Regions from separate parts of the Homo sapiens genome. Here region 1 is linked to region 2. A link is a loop called in an ENCODE intact Hi-C map of the cell type or tissue named here. Cell type or tissue: Caco-2. All regions are shown on one strand. Each heading gives the region's core, and the rest is flanking DNA. Links, peaks and the distances in the headings are about the cores only.

Evidence for each region. Peaks named below come from ENCODE experiments on the same cell type or tissue, not always from the same donor. Only the 100,000 strongest peaks of a DNase experiment are listed, where the experiment ranks them.
Region 1: it touches region 2 in a loop (2.2-fold over the local background); 1 of 110 quality-filtered maps calls a loop at or near these places.

The regions. Positions count from the first base shown.
Region 1 is chr3:2,895,047-2,897,974 of GRCh38, forward strand. The region is part of intron 10 of CNTN4 (contactin 4); the gene reads left to right. Among named protein-coding and RNA genes, the nearest start is that of CNTN4-AS1, 160 kb to the right of the region's middle. In Caco-2, for the core only: no CTCF peak of the experiment used is centred there; a DNase peak (open chromatin) is centred at 1,435.
Region 2 is chr3:2,966,397-2,969,324 of GRCh38, forward strand. All of the region lies in intron 13 of CNTN4 (contactin 4), which reads left to right. Among named protein-coding and RNA genes, the nearest start is that of CNTN4-AS1, 93 kb to the right of the region's middle. In Caco-2, for the core only: no CTCF peak of the experiment used is centred there; a DNase peak (open chromatin) is centred at 1,605.

The DNA.
Region 1 (2,928 bases), core at 173-2,672, 71 kb before region 2:
TGGAGTACAGTGGTACGATCTCAGCTCACCGTGATTCTCGCGCCTCAGCCTCCTGAGTAGCTGGGACTACAGACAGGCACCACCATGCCCGGCTAATTTTTGTATTTTTAGGAAAGATGAGGTTTCACCATGTTGGCCAGGCTGGTTTCAAACTCCTGACCTCAGATGATCCACCTGCCTCGGCCTCCCAAAGTGCTGGGATTACAGGCATGAGCCACCACACCTGGTCAGATGGCAGAAGACTTTCAATATTAACCTAAAGATATGAAATAATGATAATGTTCTCCTAATTTTCATAACATTTACAGGAGGCAGAGCACATTCAGAAATCTTACTTGTTATCTCGCATACAGATTACTTCCTACAGTTATATTTGCTTTATGTATTCATGAATACCTATTAATAGAAATATGCCAGCTTTGAGTTGCCTTCTAGTGTATCTTCATATAGTTGGTTTTTATATCTGAACTTGAGTTTATCCTTGCTATCCGTGCTATCTGTAAAAGGATTGGCCTATGGGAGATGCCATCTCCCATACCATTGCCAGAAGCAAGTCAGTTGTAACTTATGTGGAGATGAAGAAGCCATAAATAAGAGTGTGTGAATGAAGTACAAATTAACAGAAAAACTAGGAGAACTATGAATCCTGTTGGTTTAAGAGACAATCTAAAGGCTAAAGGTTTCACTTATTAAAATCAAAAGGAGGGGCTGGGCGCAGTGGCTCACGCCTGTCATCCCAGCACTTTGGGAGGCCGAGGCGGGCGGATCACAAGGTCAGGAGATCGAGACCATCCTGGCTAACAGGGTGAAACCCCGTCTCTACTAAAAATACAAAAATTAGCCGAGCGTGGTGGCGGGCGCCTGTGGTCCCAGCTACTCGGGAGGCTGAGGCAGGAGAATGGCGTGAACCCAGAAGGCAGAGTTTGCAGCGAGCCAAGATGGCGCCACCGCACTCTGGTCTGGGCGACAGAGCCAGACTCTGTCTCAAAAAAAATAAATAAATAAAAATCAAATCAAATCAAATGAAAAGGAGTGTTAGACATCATTAGGTCCAAACGAATCTGAATTCAAGGAGAAAACAGGCTTCCAATCCCCAGACTGCATTTCCAAAGCCGTTCTTATAATACAAGATATCAGCCAGTATCAGCAAAGTATGTGTATGTTTCTCAAGGTACTTTTTTTAGCATGAAATTTCACAAGAAATTCTCAATATTTAATACAAAGCAAGGCTGCAGCAAGGAAGCAGCCTTGCGTTGTGTTAAATATTGAGAATTTGAATGAATGTAGAAGGGAGTGCCTTCCAAGAACCCTCAGAGCTTCATGGAATTGAGTTTGAAGACCCCTGTAAGGAGACTGATTGGTGTGTGGGGAGTGGATGAGAGTCTGAAGCCAGAGAAGCACAGATTATCAGTGCTGAACAAACACCAAAGATGGACCTTGCCCTGAAATCCAACATGCATATTTCTTGTAGAGCTGGTCCTTCTTTTCAGTGACTTCTGCCAACTGGAAGTCAGGGGTTTATGAGAAGACTGTAATAATAAACTGGAAGACTCTCTTAAGTAGCATTGGAAAATGACTATTTCTCGTGCCAATACTAGGAACACTGAATTTGAGGTAATATGAGAATTTCTTGATGATTCTGTCAATTGCATAAGAATCCCAGGCAGGAGATAGAGATTTGGGAAGCATCTATGTATATAGGTGGTAAACTAAAGCCAAGTAATTATCTCCAGACTCATAAAGTCTACTATCATTAAAATTCTTCAGCAATGTCAGTGAAACTCCCGCATTCCCTGGAGATGATTCATCTTCTCCAAAATTGTGTCCGCAACCAGAAATAACTGTGAATGTCTACAGGTCATCTTTGTAATAGTAATTTAGAGGGTTTTTTTTTTTTTTTTTTGCTATCACATCCTTTCTTTTATATTTTTAAATTTCTAAGGCCTAAGGCATATGTTGGCATTTCTTTCAGTTAGAAATTTCTGTTTTTAGAAAATCGAAGCGCCAAATACTCCTGAGAATTGTTTGACCCACTGAGTTTAAATTATATCTGCCTGCAATATAAATTATTATTGGATAAGATGCTTGTACAATTCCAGTGGCTGGAATACACAAACGCTGATTTAGGTCATTTCTGGCAGTTATTGAACAAAAGATTGAAATGAAGAGATTGTTTATCTATCCAAGAGACAAAGTGTGTCACAGAGTCAAATCCCAGCACAAGCATTTAACATTATATTTGAATTTGTAGTTTGAGAACAATACTTAAGGAGTCCTAGAAGAATTCTTTTGTTTCAAATCTTGAAAGAATATGGAAGTTCAAAACAGATGGTTCTCTTTTAATATGTGAATGTGTTTAATTCTGCTTAATATGTGGGCTCTGTATATATTACAAAAAAAAAAAGACATTTAGAAATGGCTTCTGAAATAATAGTATTGAACTAACCTGTTCAGGCCTTCCTCTGAGTTGATACAGGTTGAGTATCTCTTACCTGAAATGCTTGGGACCAGAAGTGTTTCAGATTTTAGGTTTTTTAGGATTTTGGAATATTTCGACCCAAGCCTAAACATGAAGTTTATTTATGTTTTAGATATACCTTATACACACAGCCTGAAGGTAATTTATGCAACATTTTAATATTTTGCATAATTTAATGCATGAAACAAAGTTTTCACTGTATTTGACTATGACCAGTCTTATGAGATCAAGTGTGAAATTTTCCACTTGTGGCATCATGGTGGCCCTCAAAAACTTGTGAATTTTAGAGCATTTCAGATTTTAGATCTTCAGATTAGGGATGTTCAACCTGTGTTTAGACATGGAGTTGTAAAATATAGTTGAACCTTGATATTAGGCGATAAATACCCTGTACCCAATGCATTATCACAAAAGGGGAGGGGCTAATGATGTGTCTTATAATATGCTTA
Region 2 (2,928 bases), core at 287-2,786:
CACGTTCTCACCCACATGTAGAAGCTAAAAATTAAAACAATTGAACTCGTGGAGACAGAAAGTAGAATAACAATTACCAGAAGGAGGGAGGGGTGGAAAAGGGGTGATAGTTAATGGATACGAAAATGTAGTTAGACAGGATGAAGAAAATCTATCATTCAATAACACAATGGGGTGACTATAATCAACAATAATTTATTGTATATTTTGAAATAACTAAAAGCACAAAATTTGAATGTTCCTAATACAAAGAAATGATAAATGAGGTTATGGATACCCCACTTACCCTGATGGGATCATTACACATTATATGCCTGTATCAAAATGTCACATGTATCCCATAAATATATATGCCTATTATGTACCCATAGTAATTAAATATACATTTTTAATGAAGAAAGAATAAATAAAAGGCATTGTATCTTCTCTACATAGACAGATTATTTTAATCAGCCAAATTATATTTCCTTTTGCTAAAATGTCTGAGCTTTGACTATATTGACTGGTGGACTTTTAAAGCCAGAAGACACTAAGTTCAGCCATATTGTAACTGCTCAATGGGTTCACCCTGCCTGCTGCCTAGACAGAGCAGATTTATCAAGACAGGGGAATTGCAATAGAGAAAGTATAATTCACTCAGAGCTGGCTATGTAGGAGACAGGAGTTTTACTATTACTCAAATCATTCTCCCTGAGCATTGGGGGATCAGAGTTTTTAAGGATAATTTGGTGGGTTGGTGGGGAGCAGGGGGCAGTGAGTCAGGAGTTCTGATTGGTTGAGTTGGAGATGAACACATAGGAAGTCGTAGCTGTCTTCTTGCACTGAGTCAGTTCCTGGGTGGGGGCTGTAAAATCAGATGAGCCAGTTTATTGATCTGGGTGGACCCAGCTGATCCACTGAGTACAGGGTGTGCAAAATATCTCAAGCACTGGTCTTAGATTTTACAATAGTGATATTATCCCCAAGAGCAGTTTGGGGAGGGAAGAATCTTGTAGCCTCTGGCCTCACGACTCCTAAACCATAATTTCTAATCTTTTGGCTAATTTGTTAGCCTACAAATTAGCTGGGGTCTAATCCCCAGGCAAGAATGGGGTTTCTTATGGGAAAGGGCTGTTATTGTCTTTGTTTTAAACTATAAACTATAAACTGAGTTCCTCCCAAACTTAGTTTCCATCCCAATGCCCAGGAGTGAACAAGGACAGCTTGGAGGTTAGAAGCAAGATGGAGCTGTTTAGGTCAGATCGCTTTTCACTGTCTCAGTTATAATTTTGCAATGGCAGTTTCCATATCATTTTTCAGAGGAAAAAACTATACAACTTACCCATGATTAATCAGTAAGTTAGTGGTGAATTCAGTAGAAACTGGTGTGTATATGAACACATTCTTGAAGTCTAAATCTGGAAAGAAAGGCATTTTGTTTTTCAAATACCTACTTCAGAGGAGTTTTGTTTGCTTTTTTTTTTTTTTTTAATGACAATGATTTTGGTTGAGATTTTACTTAAAACAAAAGTTACAAAGTTGTGCCGCCTTTGGTACTTCATGCTGTGCCAGTTAACAGTGGGGTGGGTCATCTGTCTATGAACCATGACCATTTTCAGTTGAAAGTTAGGGAAGTCTGCCTTATCTCAAAAGCCCTTGCCTTCAGGCTTCTGTTCAGATGGTATCAGCTGGAACAAATAAGCTGAGATTGCATTTGCTGTTTTTTGTGCTAATCTCAAGAACATTCCAAAAATGGTTTGTCAGCAGCTGAACTGAGCACAGAATCTGTGGGCATGACCATATTTCTCCTCACAAGAAAAATCACTTTTTAAGTTTCTTGGAAGTTGATTACAATGTGCTTTTTGCTCCCTCTTCAAAAGTAAGATAAGTATCGGAATCTGTCATTTTCTGCTTTGGATGTATGCCTAAACAGCCAAAGAAGCGCATCAAAACCAAGGAAAAAAATGTGGAAAGGCCAACCTAAATGTATATAGGGTATAGTCCATCCACAGACTATAGCTACACAGACAAAGTGAGGTGAAGAACTTGGCAGTTATCTGAGGGATTTTCCCAGTTTGGTTGATGCACTCGACCATCCAGAGTTCCTCTTGTTAAGTAACTTTTTGTCTGAATTTTCTGAAAAACAGAAATAGCACTAAAGATGAATCCTGAACTCTGAATAATTGTATTGTAAGTCAGAAAAAACTTTTTGTGATCAGCCACTAAAAGGGAAGTCACAAGAAGAGTCCACCACTACTACCACCACCACCACCACCAGAGCAAACTTGTTTACAGCCTCTCTGAGTCATTACTGTGCTAGGTTTTGAACACAGAGAGCAAAAGGACTATATTGCATGAGCTTATAGACTGGTGAGGAGACAAACAAGGAGGTGGACAGTTATAATCAGGATGGGCACCCATGTTGACCCCCTTCTTCTGGTGTTTCAGCCATTTGATGCATCATCTATGGACACACAGATGTTTCCTCTGTATACACTGTCTCACAAGTGACACTGTGTATTCATCACCACTCTTCAGGTTGCAAATGACTGAAATCCAACCCAAACTGGCTTATGAGGCATTTTTGACAACTTTATTGAAGTATAATTTACATTCCATAAAATTCACTCATTTTAAGTGTACAACGCAATGATTTTTAGTAAATTGTACTAAGTTTTGCAACTATCACCATCATCTCATTCTACATTATTTTCATAATATTTCAAAGGGAATCTGCTGACTCACGTATCTGAAAATTTCAGGGTTTGCTGTATGTGCTAAGGGAATATCATCAAGACTTCATTTTTGTTGGTTTCATTCTTAGCCAATCTATTCCCTGGTGAAACGACAAATGACCCCTAGCGGATTATCTACCACCTTAGTAACCCCAGCAGAAAACATATACCTCTTTTCCAGTTGTTGGAACAAATGTCTTAGGATGACACACAT